Linked DNA regions of Mus musculus: region 2 is linked to region 1. A link is a loop called in an ENCODE intact Hi-C map of the cell type or tissue named here. Cell type or tissue: heart. All regions are shown on one strand.

Region 1 (8,000 bases):
GGATGGCAGTCGGTAGAAGCCATATGGCTGTGTCCCCAGGAATTCAGTTCAAACGCAAACCTCACTCACCTCCTAGGTGGGTTTTATCCAGGTACAGGCAGCTCCTGCTATTTCCTGGCTTTCAGAGGATCGCGCCGACTCCTCCTGGTCCTACTGGGCACCATTAATACTTTAGAACGTGTTTGTGCTGAACAGTTGCTAGCATCAGACCTCTCCCCTGGTCATTCACTCAGATCTCTGAGCTACAGGCAATTAGAAGAAGAAACCATGCCAGGAAGCTCCTAGGTAGCCTTCCTGTTTGCCCTGCTTTCAGCTGCTTGCGTATCCATAGTGCTGAGAGGCATCTGGATTTACCCTATGCTAATACATAAACACGCAGCTCCATCCCCCAACAACCCCAGGCTTCCCTCAAAGAACTGTCTTTTCATTTGGCTCCTTATCACTCACCAATAAACAGTTCCCGTCCCCCACCACCACCACCACCACCACCACCACCCGGGTTTGGCTTCCGGTTGCCATGGCAACTCAAAAGCAACGAGTTGAAGCTGCCAATAAAGGCATCTGCGAGAGCTCCCTACAGCCAGACTCCTTTAAAAACAATAGTACAAAGTGGAATCACCGCTATATCCACCCTCCCCTTCCACCCCACATACACTCTTCATTGTTGGGTTGATGGAGAAACTGGCACTTTTTGGAATCACCAAGAAAGTGGTTGCTTAGCCCCAGTGGAAAGGTTTTCATACGGTAAACAATGCTTTCTCTAGATACTAGCCTAGAAAGCTGGCCAACCTGTCAGGTGTTTGCAGCTGTACAAAGGCCAAGAGATTTACAAAATAAGTCTGCCTGTGTTCTCTGTTCTTTCCTTGTATTTAGACTCGCTGTGCTTGCAAAGAAGAATCTGGGTATTTCAGGAGTAGAACTGCTGGCTGGTTTCACACAAAGGAGTCTGAGAGATGGCTCTCCAGTTAAACGCACTGGCTGTTTTTCCAGAGGTCCCAGGTTTGAGTTTTCCAGCACACACATGGAGGCTCACAACTCTCTATAACTCTGACTCTAAGGAATCCGACAACCTCTTTTGGTCTCCAAAGGCACCAGGCACATATGTGATGCATAGACATGAAGAACCAATACACATAAAAATTAAAATTAAAAAAAAAAACAACACAAGCTGACTCTTGATATACTCGGATAATACATATAAAAATGCTCTGAACAAATAGGGGCTGGAGAGAAAGTTCAAGGGTCAAGAGCAGTTGCTACTGTGGCAGAGGTCCTAGGTTCACAAGCATCTATAACTCCAGTTCCAGGGAGATCAGGTGTCCTCTCACACACTTAATATACTCACGTCCTCCTAATAGCTAGCTCCCATTCCTGTATACACCCCCCTGCAGTTCAGGTTATAGGACAGAATTGCTAAGTGCTTATTCTCTAGAGCCAAGCTTCCTGATTTGAATCCTTCCATCCTCTTGCTTTGCAACCATTGTCAAAGTTTTCTCTGATTCATTTTCCCTGCCTGTCAAACAAGGAGTGTAACAGCATCTATTTGGAGGGCTTTCATATTGATGAAGTAAATGGAGATCTATAAAGTGTAGAGAGCAGCGTCTTCCTTCCTTCCTGCGTCAAGTATCTCTGCTATATCACCATCTACTGCTGGACACGCTGTGCTGTGCTGCTGGGAACAGACAAGCTATCCTGTCCTCAAAGAACGGACAGTCTAAGTTGTGTATAGTGGTGCACTGTAATCCCAGCACTCAGGAGGCAGAGGCAGGTGGATGTCTGTGAATTCAAGGACAGCCTGGTTTACATAGTGAGTTCCAGGACAGACAGGGCTACACAAGGAAACCTAGCCTGGAAAAAAAAATGATAAAATTCCAGAGAAGACAAACCCACAGTAAGTACTAGATAACAAGGCCAAAGCTACTCTAGAAGATTAAAAAAAAAAAAAAAAAACAGGCAGGGGCCAGGAGCTGCCTGGAAGAATACCTAAGTTTCCCCCCCCCCCCAACATAAACAGATAAGTGGTTCGTGTGCCAGTTAGGCATTTTGACAACAATTTTACAAAAAAGCAACTCACTCCACTTAGCTCAGCTGTTTTATTCTAAGATATAATATATCCCAGAAAGGCCTGAGGAGCAAGACAACATTTTGGCATTTTCACCCTAATGCTTAGTCATTAGCATGACTTAGCTGTTTCCCCGGGCTGGGGCCTCATTTAGAATTATCAGTTGCTTCCTTTCTTTAAAATTAAAATGTTTGTTCTTAGTATTGTTTTTCTTCGGTGCTGGGGAGTCTCACATATGCTAGGTAATATTCTACAACTGAGTTTAGTCTCTGTGTTTCATTTTCTTCTTTGAGATACTGAGCTTACAGTTTCTTTTTAGGTAAAAACCTTGGGTCCCGTTCTCACCCTTCCCATTGTCTTGCTTGCCTGCTTGCTGTTGTGCCTTCTTTCCTTTGGCAGTGCTGAGATGGTACTTAGGTCCTCCAGTGCTGAGTAAGCACAGTGTCAGGGATGGAGCCTAGCTCCTCCCTCCAGTGCTAAGCAAGGACTCTCCTGGTGGACTATATCCAGCCCTTTCCTCTTTCAACTTTAGACTTTTAGAGAGCAAAAGATAATGTGCCTGAGTATGGCGGCTCTTGCCTTTAATCCCAGTACTGAGGCTGAGGCAGGAGGCCTGCAAATTCAAGGGAAGCCTTTTACTACACAGTGAGTTTGTGCTGGCTGGCTTTCATGTCAACTTGACACAAATTAGAGTCCTTTTAGAAGGGAGAATCCCAACTGCAAAACTGTCCTGCCAGATTGGCCTGTGGGCAAGCCTGTGGTGCCTTTCTTGACAATGATGTGAGAGGGTCCATCCCATGGTTGGTGGTTCCACCCTGCGTAGGTGGTCCTGGGGTGTATAAGAAAGCACGTTAAGCCAGGTGGTGGTGGCACAGGCCTGCCTTTAATCCCAACACTTGGGAGGCAGAGGCAGGTGAATCTCTGAGTTTGAGGCCAGCCTGGTCTACAGAGCGAGTTCCAGGACAGCCTAAACTACATTGAGAAACCCTGTCTTGAAAAAAAAAAAAAAAAAAAAACAACAACAAGAACAAAAACAGAAAAAAGAAGGAGGAGGAAGAAGAGGAGGCAGGTTGCCCAAACCATGAGGAACAAGCCAGTAAGTGGTGCTCCTCCAGGTTCCTCCTCGATTGAATTCAGCCTTGATTTTCCTCAGTGATGGACTTTGATGTGGAAGTGTAAAGTTAGCCAAAAAAGCACAGGGTGAGAGCCTGTCTCAGAACAGCAAACCCCAGGTGTGGTGGCATAGTCCTGTAACCCCAGTGCTCAGGAGGCAGGGAAGGGAAGAGCAGGAGTCCAAGGCCAGTTTTGCTTACATAGTGAGTTTGAGGCCAGCCTGGGCTATATGAAGTTTGTCTCAAGGAAACAGAGATGGGGTGTGGGGTGGGGGTGGGGGAAGCAGCTGGATGTCCCTGCAGGCAAAGGGCTTGCTGACAGGAAATGGAAGCTTAAAGACAGAGTTGGAGTCCTAGAATCCACAGACAGGTGGAGGGAGAAAGAAGAGAATTGACTTCACAAAGCTGTTCTCTGACCTCCACAAAAATACCGTGCATACACACATATACACACACTAAATAAAATCAAATGAGGTTGGGACAGAGGGAGGGAGGGAGGGAGAAGGAGGGAGGGAGGAGGGAGGGAGAGAGAACGAGAGGGAGGGAGAAAGAGGAAGGGAGAAAAGAAGGGAGGGTGAGAGAGAAAAAGGGAGGGAGGAGAGAAAGAGGGAGGAAGGGGAGAGAGAAAGAGGGGGGAGAGAAAGAGAGGGAGGAAGAGGAAGAGAGGAGAGAGAGGGAGGGAGGGAGGGAGGGAGAGAGAAGACAGAATCTGAACCTACAGTTTCTGTGCCAGGCATGTTGTAAGTCAATAGTCAGGTTCCAGTATGGTTTTGAGGGTGTAACTCAGTGGTAGAGTGCTTCCCTACCACAGGTAGAGGCCCTGGTTCAATGTCATACACAGAAAATAAATAAATCTAGAACCTTTTGTTGTTGTTGTTGTTGTTTGTTTGTTTTGTTTTGTTTTGTTTTTAAAATAAGATGTCTCTGTAGCCCTGGCTGACATGGAATTCATTCTGTAGACCAGGCTGGACTCAAACCCAAAACCTCTGCCTGCCTCTGCCTCCCGCGTGCTGGGATTAAAGGCGTGTGTCACCACACCTGGCTGAAAACATTTTATGAATAGCAGGATATTTATTTTAAAAGCTATGGCCAGGCGGTGGTGACACACGCCTTTAATCCCAGCACTCGCCAGGTAGAGGCAGGCAGATTTCTGAGTTCGAGGCCAGCCTGGCCTACAAAGTGAGTGCCAGGACAGCCAGGGCTACACAGAGAAACCCTGTCTCATAAAAACAAAAACAAACAAACAAAAAACCAACCAACCAACCAAACAAACAAACAAAGCTATGGAAAGCTGGGCAGTGGTGGCGCAGCCTTACTAAGATATAGACTAGATAGGAACTACAGATGAATACACTGTCACAGAGTGGGATGGTTCTCTGGCTTCTGATTGGCTGGCCCCAACGCCCAGCTTTTCCACTATCTTACTTCCGGAGCAGAGAGTAAAAGGATAAAATTAGGAGGGAAGACCAAGGACAAATGGGGAAGAGTCTTGTATGCCATTCTCATTAGCTCAGGTTTTACTCTGGAGCCTTTAAGAAGTTAATGGAAATGTATGAGCCAGAAATATCTTGGACAGATAGATATATTTGTTAGCAAATTCAAGTCTTACTCCTCTTTAACACTTAGAATTCCTCCAGGGCTATTTAGCCTGTTTGGGAGAGTGACACTGCCCAAGTCTTCTTTTCATATTCTGCCCTCTAGTGGTAAGAAGGAAAACAGTTATTTCAGTAACCACCACTGGGAAAGGATTTTGTTTGCTGCTTTGTCTTTTTTAAAAATTGAGGTAAAGGGGCTGCAGAGATGCTCAGCAGTTCCCAGCACCTAAATGGTCGTTCACAACCATCTGGAGCTCCAGTCTAGATACCTTCTTCTGATCTCAGGAAAGAGATGATGCCTGCTTTCCTCACACTCAACTTACCAATCAGCTATTTTTACATTTATTTACTTATTTACTTATTTATTTAGTGTGTGTGTGTGTGTGTGTGTGTGTGTGTGTGTGTGTGTGTGTGTGTGTGTGTGTGTGTAGGTCATATGACAACGTGGAAGAGTTGGTTCTCTTTCCATCATGTGGTCCTAGGGATCAGGCTTGGAGGCAAGTACCAGCAGAACCATCTTCCTAACACTGTTTGTTTGTTTGTTTGAGACACTGTTTCTCGTTTAGTCAAAGCTGACCTCCAAAGCCATATGTATCCAAGGCTAACCCTGAACTCCCTATCCTTCTGCCTCTCTGCCTCCTAGGTAAGGGGATAACTGACCTAAGTCACCTCGCGCAACTGTACACCAACTGATTTGCTCTGAATGTCAGTAACTCCTGTTTCTCTCAGAAAGACTCTCAGCTGAGACCTCACATTCGTTTCAGGATCTCCCGCAGCTCCTGAACATACACTCACCACCTGGTTTCTCACACTCACCCCCACTCCCACCTCACCGCACTCCACCATACCTCCCCTCCCCACCTTCACTGTCTTGGCTGCTTTTCCATTCACGGACTAGGCAGATTTTTCTCAACCGGCGGCCATGAGCAGTCAGCAAAGGATGGGTCTGCTGCCACCAGGTGGTACTGTAGTGAAGTGCACATTTTTCTTGGAACCATTTCCTCTCAGAAAGTTCTTACAACTTGGTGGTTTTAGTGGCTGACACCTGCCTTTCTACATCTGAGTTGTAAAAGGATAGTGCTCTCCTAGGCTCAAATCTAAAGAATGAATTTGGAGAAATAGAAATCAAGAGTGGAGTCTAAACCGGGCGTGGTGGTGCACGCCTTTAATCCCAGCACTCAGGAGGCAGAGGCAGGCGAATTTCTGAGTTCGAGGCCAGCCTGGTCTACAGAGTGAGTTCCAGGACAGCCAAGGCTACACAGAGAAACCCTGTCTCGAAAAACAAAAAACAACAACAACACCAAAACAAAACAAAACACAACAAAGAGTCAGTCTGGATAGATGGCTCAGAGGTAAAGAACGCTTTCTGCTTTTGCGGAGGACCTGGGTTTTGTTCCGAGTAAGTACCTGGTCCCACAACCAGCTGTTACTCTAGTTGCAGAACACTGAATTCTTTCTTCTGACCTCCGAAGACAGCAGGCATACATCTTTTTATACACTCATGAAGTAAAAATAAATAAAAATCTTTAAACTTTTCACATAATCGCAGGAGCTGCCCCCTCCCAGACACAGATGCACAGCGAATTCTTCATTACTGACATTGCACGGGTATGAGCAACATGCTCACAGCAGCTTCAAGAAGGGCAGGCCTGCCAAAGCATTTTCCCTGTTTCATTTGAAAAGAATTCTCTTCCCCATACCTTTACCCTCAGTCCTTTGTCCAAAGTCCCTGTGTCTCTAAGACAGAACTATGCTGATGGTAGAAGTAGAACAATCCACTCATGTCAGAGCTGGCAAGACGGCTCAGGGGTAAAGAGCCATGTAAGTTGACTGCCTTAGCTGGATCCCTGGAACCCATAGCAGACAAACAGAAATGACTCCTAAAAGTCCTCTGGCCTTCACCTGCAAACTGAGGCATGTGCTTGTACCACAAAAATGCTAATAATAAGTAGAATAAATTTAAAGAAGGAAATGTTGACTGGGAAAAAAATCAGGATCTCTCCTCAAAAACCCCAGTTGTTGGGGCTGGAGAGATGGCTCAGAGGTTAAGAGCACTGACTGCTCTTCCAAAGGTCCTGAGTTCAAATCCCAGCAACCACATGGTAGCCCACGACCATCCTTAATGAGATCTGACCCTCTCTTCTGGTGTGTCTGTAGACAGCTACAGTGTACTTATATATAATAATAAATAAATCTTCGGGCCAGAGCGAGCAGAGGTCCTGAGTTCAATTCTAGCAAATACATGATGGCTTACAACCATTTGTATAGCTACAGTGTACTCATATACATAAAATACATAAATAAATCTAAAAAAAAAACCAGTTGTTCTAAACTCTCTATGGCAACAGTCCTTTGGCATCTTCACCAGGTTTAAAGAAGTTGGGTCACTGGTCCCCTCGGTCCTTCACTCAGCACCCAGTGACAAGGTGGCCCTGTAAATCCTAGACACCCCCTAGAAGGGAGATTTTGTGACTGAGCACTGTGCTTTTCTTTTCTTTTCTTTTCTTTTCTTTTCTTTTCTTTTCTTTTCTTTTCTTTTCATTTCTTTGGTTTTTTGTTTGTTTGTTTTGTTTTTGTTTGTTTGTTTGTTTGTTTTTCAAGACAGGGTTTCTCTGTGTAGCCCTGGCTTTCCTGGAACTCACTTTGTAGACCAGCTTGGCCTCGAACTCAGAAATCTGCCTGCCTCTGCCTCCCGAGTGCTGGGATTAAAGGCGTGCACCCTGCTCTGATGTGGTTTCTTAATCTAGCACATACCCCACTTATAGTGAATTTACTCCAGAAATTCTCTAAAGCCAGGGGATTTAAGGTTTCAGTAGATTCCTTCCCCCGACCCAAGCTCCATTCACCCAGGAATTGGAGATGGAAATAACCCTGCTTGCTGGGGTAGAGCTGCACACCAGTGCTGCAGAGGTCAGAATGGCGTTGCCATGGGCAGATGTGAGAGTGTCCAACTAGAACCGTCTGTACTGAGTGAATAGACCTCCAAGCTGCTTAGAATCAGAGGTGATGGGATTAAAGCTGAGCTAGTTCCTCCATAGTATAGACGAGGAAACTAGATAGAGTCAACTAACCTGGATGCTTGAGGTTCTCAGAGACTGAGCCACCAACCGAAGAGCATACACTGGCTGGACCTAGGCCTCCCTGCACATGTGTAGCAGATGTGCGGCTTGGTCTTCATGTGGGTCCCAAACAACTGGAGTGTGGGGTATCCCATTAGCTGTTGCCTGTACA
Region 2 (8,000 bases), 160 kb before region 1:
TAGCTGCGCGATTGCGGCAGGAATGCGGCGCGCAGGCACCTGATCTCGCGCGGTGGCTCCCATTCTCCGTGTCTCTCTTTGGACCAAGCGCCTCCCGAACCTGTATGCGAGGGACGGTGGCAGACACGAGGCACGAACACCCCGCCAGCGCACGCACACTTACTTTTCCCTTTTTACAGCGGAGTTGAGACGCCCGCCGGACTTTCGCGCGCTGGACAGGGCGTAGCCGCTCTGGCCTGGCCCTGCCCCCGTCCGGCCCCGCCCCCTCAGGTTGATGGCAGCAGCAGCTGGGACTGCAGCGGAGCCCGCAGCCGAGAGCCGCAGGCAGCGGCCGGAACACCCTGGCCCGGACGCACGGACGCCGCCTCCTCGGCCCTTCGCATACCCCGGCCCGCTCCGCAGAGGAGTCGCAGCGTGAGCACCCCCGCCCGGCTTAGGACCAGGTACCCCCCTCCCTGCCTCCGCCACCGCAGCCAACGGCGCGGGCGGGGTCTCTGGAGGGGGCAGAGGTCTGCGCCCCCCCCCCCCCCCGCCGCTAAATTCAGTTCGTCAGGGCGGACTTGGTGTCTATATTTGGCCGGACAGCGGCTGGCGAGGAGACACCTAGTCTCACAGGAACGCACTGCCGGGGCAGGAGGCTGGAGGAGGGGGCGAGTAGGCCGGCCTTCAGGCCTGGGGCTACAGAAGTGGTTTGAAGGGCACAAGGATGCCCGGGCAGGGGAGGGGCAGGAAGCAGTTGGCCTTTGGGAGAACCTGCTGTGTCCCCTTGGGAAAAGTAGCAAGCATTGCTAAGCTCCTAGCTCCAGAAGCCGAAGTCGTAGAACCAGAAAGAGGACCTCACCTCCTCCCTGGTTGCACATCTGGTCCTTGCAGGTGGGGTCGAGGGCCCCCACCCTCAAGAGAACGGACTAGCCAGCCCAGGCATCGCACCCAAGAGGCTGGACCAAAGTATGATATTTGTGTCAGATGACCATAGCCAGGACTCCCCCACCCCACCCCATCCGGAGAAATCAGTGCATGGGGAAATAGACAGAAGGAAGATCGCCCTACTCCCACATACCCCACACCACCGGAGGAATCTTTTAAAAAGAGTAGGAAGCAGGGCTAACAAAAGGACCTCTTCTCTTGGCCAAGCTGTAGAAAAAGACACACCGGCTTGAACTCAGCGATGTGAATATGGGATCTTGAGGGCTGCAGTCCTACCTAGCCTTGAGCTACGGTCCACTGACTAAAAGAGAAGGTGTTGGGTGGGGAGCCTTTCAGAGAGACAAACACTTGCAAAGAGGTCTCATACATGACTAGCAGCATGAGGGGACCCCCTGATATTCCTCCTCAAAACATTAGGTCTTGGAGGAAGTTTCAGCCCTGTGTCAGCCTCTGCTATCCCGGCTAGCCTGTGTGTCTAAGAAGCGGTGAGATTCCCCATCCTTGTCCCTCATATTAAACAACATGAGACAGATGTCAAAAACCAGCCTCCAACTTTGGTCACTTTGAAGATCCTGGCCAGATAATCCTACTCACTCACTCCTCCCTTCCACAGCTCGCAGGATTAAGGACCAACGTGCCTCTAGACTCTGATACTCCCTATCTTTGCCCCAGCCATGAGCCGGCGTGTTGTTCGGCAGAGCAAGTTCCGCCACGTGTTTGGTCAGGCAGCAAAGGCTGACCAGGCCTATGAGGACATCCGGGTATCCAAGGTCACATGGGACAGCGCCTTCTGTGCCGTCAACCCCAAATTTCTAGCCATTATTGTGGAGGCTGGAGGTGGAGGTGCCTTCATTGTCCTGCCTCTGGCCAAGGTGAGGGGTGAGGGGAAGAAAGCAATTGGGAGGGCACTGGCTAGGGTCTCTGGGATATATCCCACACTAGCCTTTTCTCACTGAAGTCCAGGCCTCCAGAAGGGCAGTCTGTGTGGACTGGGTACTCTGTCTTTGCCAAACCCACAAAGAATGGTGGAGAACAGCAACATCAGCGTGACCTGTGCGCCCGATCTCTAGGCCACAGAGCACTGTGTTCCTAGCAGAAACCAAGATGGGTGTTAGTGATGGAGATGGTTGGGATACAGCAGACCAAGGTCCAGTCAGACTCTAACCTTATCTTTACCTAGTGTCAGAGAAAGGCAGAGTCAGAGAGATGGAGAGAGACACACAGACACACACAGAAACAGAGAGAGACAGAGATACAGAGAGAGAGAGAGAGAGAGAGAGAGAGAGAGAGAGAGAGAGAGAGAGAGAGAGAGGTGTTCAGACTCTGATCCTGGGAGTGGGATGAAACTAAAAAGAGAAGTTACAATAGTCAGAGCCTTCCCTCCCCTGCACATGAGGGAAAGGGCCAGGCACTGACTGCCACCTTTGCAGACACGTAGCCATCTGTACCCCAGGAGAGATACCCCAAAGCATAACCTTGACCTAGATACTGAGCCCTATACCTTGCTAAAGAAGACCTCACAAGTGGTGGGGTCAGGACAGGCCTGACAATAGCCTATGACTCACGCTGGACAATGCAGACACCATCCAGAGACAGCATCCCAAGGGCTCACATTTCAGCCCGAGCCACCTCCTCCCCCAGTGTGACTGCCATGTCAATGGCATTTAGTCACCCTCTCTCCCAGACTATGTGCTTTGGGCCAATGCCAACCCCTGCAGAGTCTTCAGAGCTCCCACAACTTACTCATGAAGACAAAAAGAAAGACGAGTGCCAGCCCCTGGTAAGGGACACTCAGCACCAAGACTGCGTGCTGCCTATGACTCCAAGGTGAAACCAAGGGAGAGGTCTGCCCCAGGGGCTAAGCCACTGCCGTCAGAGTCACTCACTCAGACCTCTCTCTCCAGGGGCTTGCCAAAGGTCCTCCAACTTGGGGGACAGGTTCAAGCACATCCTCCTCACAGGGCATGTGGGTTCACGCCCATGAGCCCAGCACTGGGAAGACCGAGGCAAGATCAGCCTAGGCTAATCAACATAATGAGACCTTAACTTGAGTCTGGGTTCCGTGTCCTGCTGTGGGTACTTTGTTAGGTCAGCCTGTCTCTCTGAATCAGACTTCCTAATACAAAGGCATTCACACTGTGCATCTCCAGCAAAGTTCAAAGAGTAGACTGAGGGTGGGGGTGGGGTTAAATTCTGAAAAAGGTCTGCAAAGAGAAAACTAATAACACAGATTTGAGAGGTAAACAAATCTACTGCCCACTTCAAAACCACATACAGGAGAGCAAGGGCCTGGGATGCAGCTCATTGGTTGACCATTTACTTAACAAGTGCTGGGCCCTGAGTTCCGTTCCCAGCGGTGCTTGTGCACACACACACACACACACACGAATGACAGTGAACCCATATCACCCTCTCTGACCCCTCCAGACAGGACGAGTGGATAAGAACTACCCACTGGTCACTGGGCACACTGGCCCTGTGCTGGACATTGACTGGTGCCCACACAATGACAACGTCATCGCCAGTGCCTCAGATGACACCACAGTCATGGTAGGAGACTAGTGGATGCTGCCAAGCTGGGCTGGGGAACGGGGAGGTGTCTCACCTGTGCTGGGGAAGATAATAGAAGGGGTAGAGGCCAGGAGCTCTGCCCTGTCCTGCCCAGTTCCCAGATTATTTTTAGTTAAATACATACCTGCGCCCTCCCAGAGGGCACTGCCTAGAACTAATTATAACCATGGATAACTTGGGGCCCTAAGAGCAGGGGTACAGCACTCTGAAGTTTTCTTGACAGAGTAAGGCAGTCTTTGGAGAGCTCACAACTGCTGCTTCACGGTGCTGGTACCACCAAGTTTTTTTTCCTGTATTTGACCCGTACCACTCAAGAAGACCAATAGCACTAAGTGTGTGAGCCATCTCTGAATCCCACCTGCTTGTTGCCTTTCTTCCTACCTAGGTGTGGCAGATTCCAGACTACACCCCTGTAAGAAACATCACAGAACCTGTCATCACACTCGAGGGCCACTCCAAGCGTGTGGGCATCCTGTCTTGGCATCCTACTGCCAGGAATGTCCTGCTCAGTGCAGGTCTGGGGTGGGGCTAAGGAGGGTCCCTTCTGTAGATGAGGGTGGGAGTGAGGAAGGAGAGCCTCGGATGATACGCCTGGTCACTCTGGACAGGGGGTGATAATGTGATCATCATCTGGAATGTGGGCACTGGGGAGGTACTGCTGAGCCTGGACGACATACACCCTGACGTCATCCACAGCGTGTGTTGGAACAGCAATGGTAGCCTGCTAGCCACCACCTGCAAGGACAAGACCTTGCGCATCATTGACCCCCGGAAGAGTCAAGTGGTTGCGGTGAGTGCCTGGCCTGGCTGCCTATTCCCTAGCTAGCACCCCCTTGTTCAACACCAGCCGTTAGTGCCTGATACCCAGTCATCAGAGCCTCTGGTCCCAGCTTTTACCTGTCTTATCCCTACTCCGGAGATTAGTCATGACCCAACCCCCTCCGCACCCCTTGCAGGCTCAACAGCCTCAATCCCTCCTACCCTGAGTAAACTCCCAGACTGCAACCCGGTTCGCTCCCCTCCCATACATCTAAGAGCTCCGAGGAGGGCTCCTTGCTTTGAGATTGAGGAGGGAGAAGCTGGAAACTCCATCCTCCAACCAGAACCTGCATGAAACCTGAGCTTCAGGACCCTCTCCTCTCAGATATCCAACGCCATCTTCCAGGGTCTGGGGCCTGACTACCGAGACCTGACCCCCTTTCCACCCATTGACCCACTGGGTGGGGATGAAATAACCCTCAAGCGTGGCTTATCCCAGCTGGGTGCCCTGGGAGGCCAGTGGCCCTGTCCTGGCCAGCCTCCTTCTAACCTGGGAAGTCGGGTGCCTGCATGTCTGCTTGGAGCACAGGCGTGGTGCGGCTGGGAGCCGGAGGGCGGGTGGGCGGGCACTCTAACCCACTAACCCTGCGAGCAGGAGCGAGCCCGGCCTCACGAGGGCGCCCGCCCACTGCGGGCCGTCTTCACCGCAGACGGGAAGCTGCTCAGCACCGGCTTCAGCAGGATGAGTGAGCGGCAACTCGCACTCTGGGACCCGGTAGGCCAGGCGGAGGCGGGCGCATTGGCTCGCTTTGCAGGGTCAACCAGGAGCACCCTCCTGAGTGGTGGCCCAACCCAAGAGGCCCAAGTGGAGCACGGGGCTCCCTTGTGGATAGAACACCACTGCAACCCTAGGATGCCTGCAGACATCACCCGCCCCAGGGATCAGCCTTTGAGGGTGCATAAGGACTGGAACCTGCTGAGAGCTCCAGGCCTCTTGCTCTCTCACAGCCCTGATCTCCAGGCCATGGTCCTGCCACTGACCTCGGAGAAGCTGAGTTCTTAGACTCCTTTTCCCCACCCCCACCCCCACCCCACACTCAGGTTGGCAAGGTTGCTCAGATTTCCATCTCCCGAAGGCAGGCAGCAAGGTGATGCTCCTCCCTTCTCCCCCTTCCTCCCAGGAGAGGTTTGCAGCCCACGAGGGGATGAGACCCATGCGGGCTGTCTTCACGCGGCTGGGTCATATCTTCACCACGGGATTCACCCGCATGAGCCAGCGAGAGCTAGGCCTGTGGGACCCGGTAACACAGTTGGAGGCTTGGGATGTGTGCCCCGGGGGCTGGCATCACGGGCGAGGGGCCAGACGCCCTGCACCCGCAGGGTATGCCCATTCCGACAGGGCTGAAGGTTGCTGCCACCTCACACCCAACACTGCCCAGTTTTGCTGCGTCGCCTGAAGGAGCTCGCGCTGGCGCCCCCTCCTGGTGATGCCAAGTCCCTGGGGGTGGTTTGCTGTGACTGCATGCAACCGCACAGGGTGTTCCTGTGTGAGGGAAAGGGAAAGATGCATCTAGAAGAGCCTGTAGCTCTCACCAGAGCTGTCTTGGAAACGCATGGGATTTGGGGTGGCTATAAAGCGAATTCTGATGTAACCCGGGAGGAAGAACAGGGCTGGTCACTCTCCCTGTGCTCGGCAGAACAATTTCGAAGAGCCAGTGGCCCTGCAGGAGATGGACACAAGCAACGGAGTGTTACTACCATTCTACGATCCTGACTCCAGCATCGTCTACTTGTGTGGCAAGGTGCTGGAGGCTGGGCTGGAAGAACCAGGGCCAGGATGAAGATGTGAGCACGCTGTCTGGCAGTGCCATCTAAATTGGCTGGTTTTGCAGGGTGACAGTAGCATTCGGTACTTTGAAATTACGGAAGAACCACCTTTCGTGCATTATCTGAACACATTTAGCAGCAAAGAACCGCAACGGGGTATGGGTTTCATGCCCAAGCGGGGACTGGATGTCAGCAAATGTGAAATCGCCAGGTCAGCACTTTTGTCCCTCCTGTCCCCCTGCCTCTATTTCTCATGTCAGCTCCCGGGCTTCCCCTAATTGTGCTGTTCTTTGGGGAAAAAAGAAAGGAGCCATACTAGTCTTTTTCAGTGACAGTCCCAGCATTGTCCTACTAGCCTGACATTCCAACAGAGGTGTTTTAACCCAACACTGATAATGTGTGAATGGTAATTACTCGGCGTGGTGTTGACTTTCAACACCTTAGTCACAGACATAGGGATTTTAAAAAAGGATGGGGAGTCAGCAGGAATGTTGAATTTCCCCCTCCCTCATAGGTTCTACAAGCTGCACGAACGAAAGTGTGAACCCATCATCATGACTGTACCGCGAAAGGTGAGGAAGGAGGGCGTTGGCTGGAAAGCATCAAAACAGCCATCCACTGCTCAGCTCATACAGGCCCTCCTGTCCTCCCACCCCCTCAGTCAGACCTGTTCCAGGATGACCTATACCCAGACACGCCTGGCCCTGAGCCTGCCCTGGAAGCTGATGAGTGGCTATCAGGTCAGGATGCAGAACCTGTGCTCATTTCGCTGAAGGAAGGCTACGTTCCCCCCAAACACCGTGAGCTTCGGGTCACCAAACGCAACATCCTAGATGTGCGCCCGCCGGCCAGTCCTCGGCGCAGCCAGTCCGCCAGCGAGGCCCCCTTGTCGGTAAGCTCTGAGATCTGACCACGCCACCCTGACTCTATCCCCTGCCTCCTGCTCTCTGCCATGGTCTCTTCTGTCTCCCACATGCCAGCAGCAGCACACCCTGGAGACATTGCTGGAGGAGATAAAGGCCCTCCGAGATCGAGTGCAGGCCCAAGAGGAGCGCATCACTGCGTTGGAAAACATGCTCTGTGAGCTGGTGGACGGCACAGACTAGCACTGCCTACGCGCTGCAAAGCTCTGCACACTGCAGACTCAATGGGGCAGGGCGCACCGACTGGCAGCACCGGCTTTTGGTCTGGAACTCTGCACCCTGCCTCGTGGGGTTGGAATCAGGGGAGGGATCAGAAAAGAAACTCCATCTCCCACAAGAGGCCTGAACACACAGATCTTAAGTGGCAGGGACTGAGCTCCGTACTAGGTCCCCAAACATTGCAAGATCAGGCCTCGGGGAAGCCTGGGGTAATGTGGCCTTAGCAGTGGTGCTTCATGGTGAGGTGGTGTCCCTCTCTGTCCCTTACCCTGGGCAGGGGAAGTGCTTAGTATTAGCGTGATCCTGGGGATGCTGAGGGGCCTAGGCCTGACCTCACAGGAATGGCGATTCAACAGATATCCCCAGAACCTCAGGAAATTTCCAATATTTCTCCTAATAAGCAGCACCCTGTTTCTATTGCCAGAAGAGCTTAACCCACTGGCTTCAACCATAATTCTATGGCAGAGGGCTCTTCCCATCTTCTCACTTCCAAAGACGGCAGCTTCTTGGAGACAAACAGACCCCACCAGAGAAATCTCAGGAGAACAGGCACACGGAAGCAGGTTCAACACACACACACACACACACACACACACACACACACACACACACACACACACACCAGCACTCTGCTGACTCTTATAGAAACACTGAGGCATTACTAATGAAATACTTCACTAAGTACAAGTCTGTGCCTCCTGCACAGAAAGCCAATATGCTGCCCCCATTCCCCAAGGCACCATGAGGGAACCAGGCCTTGCCCAAACTAGGGGG

The links. Hi-C counts contacts between places; a loop is a spot of excess contacts. Peaks named below come from ENCODE experiments on the same cell type or tissue, not always from the same donor. Only the 100,000 strongest peaks of a DNase experiment are listed, where the experiment ranks them.
Region 2: it touches region 1 in a loop (11-fold over the local background); 3 of 42 quality-filtered maps call a loop at or near these places.

Annotation. Positions count from the first base shown.
Region 1 is chr11:77,624,857-77,632,856 of GRCm38, forward strand. It overlaps a transcript of Taok1 not described here. Among named protein-coding and RNA genes, the nearest start is that of Taok1, 21 kb to the left of the region's middle. In heart, CTCF peaks have their summits at 4,873 (motif pointing left) and 5,729 (motif pointing right); DNase peaks (open chromatin) are centred at 505 and 5,645; H3K4me3 peaks cover 1,132 bases; H3K27ac peaks cover 788 bases.
Region 2 is chr11:77,462,312-77,470,311 of GRCm38, forward strand. Coro6 (coronin 6) reads left to right here and starts at 1,600. Exons shown (of 10, transcript NM_139128.2): 1 at 1,600-1,799; 2 at 3,355-3,477; 3 at 3,884-4,013; 4 at 4,107-4,288; 5 at 4,913-5,032; 6 at 5,955-6,059; 7 at 6,150-6,295; 8 at 6,599-6,656; 9 at 6,746-6,976; 10 at 7,068-8,000. The coding sequence starts at 1,602. The coding sequence ends at 7,190. Mir12181 (microRNA mir-12181) reads left to right here and starts at 5,207; the gene lies at 5,207-5,263. In heart, CTCF peaks have their summits at 35, 4,938 (motif pointing right) and 5,747 (motif pointing left); DNase peaks (open chromatin) are centred at 300, 630, 4,970, 5,570 and 5 weaker places; H3K4me3 peaks cover 2,645 bases; H3K27ac peaks cover 3,475 bases; H3K27me3 peaks cover 4,272 bases.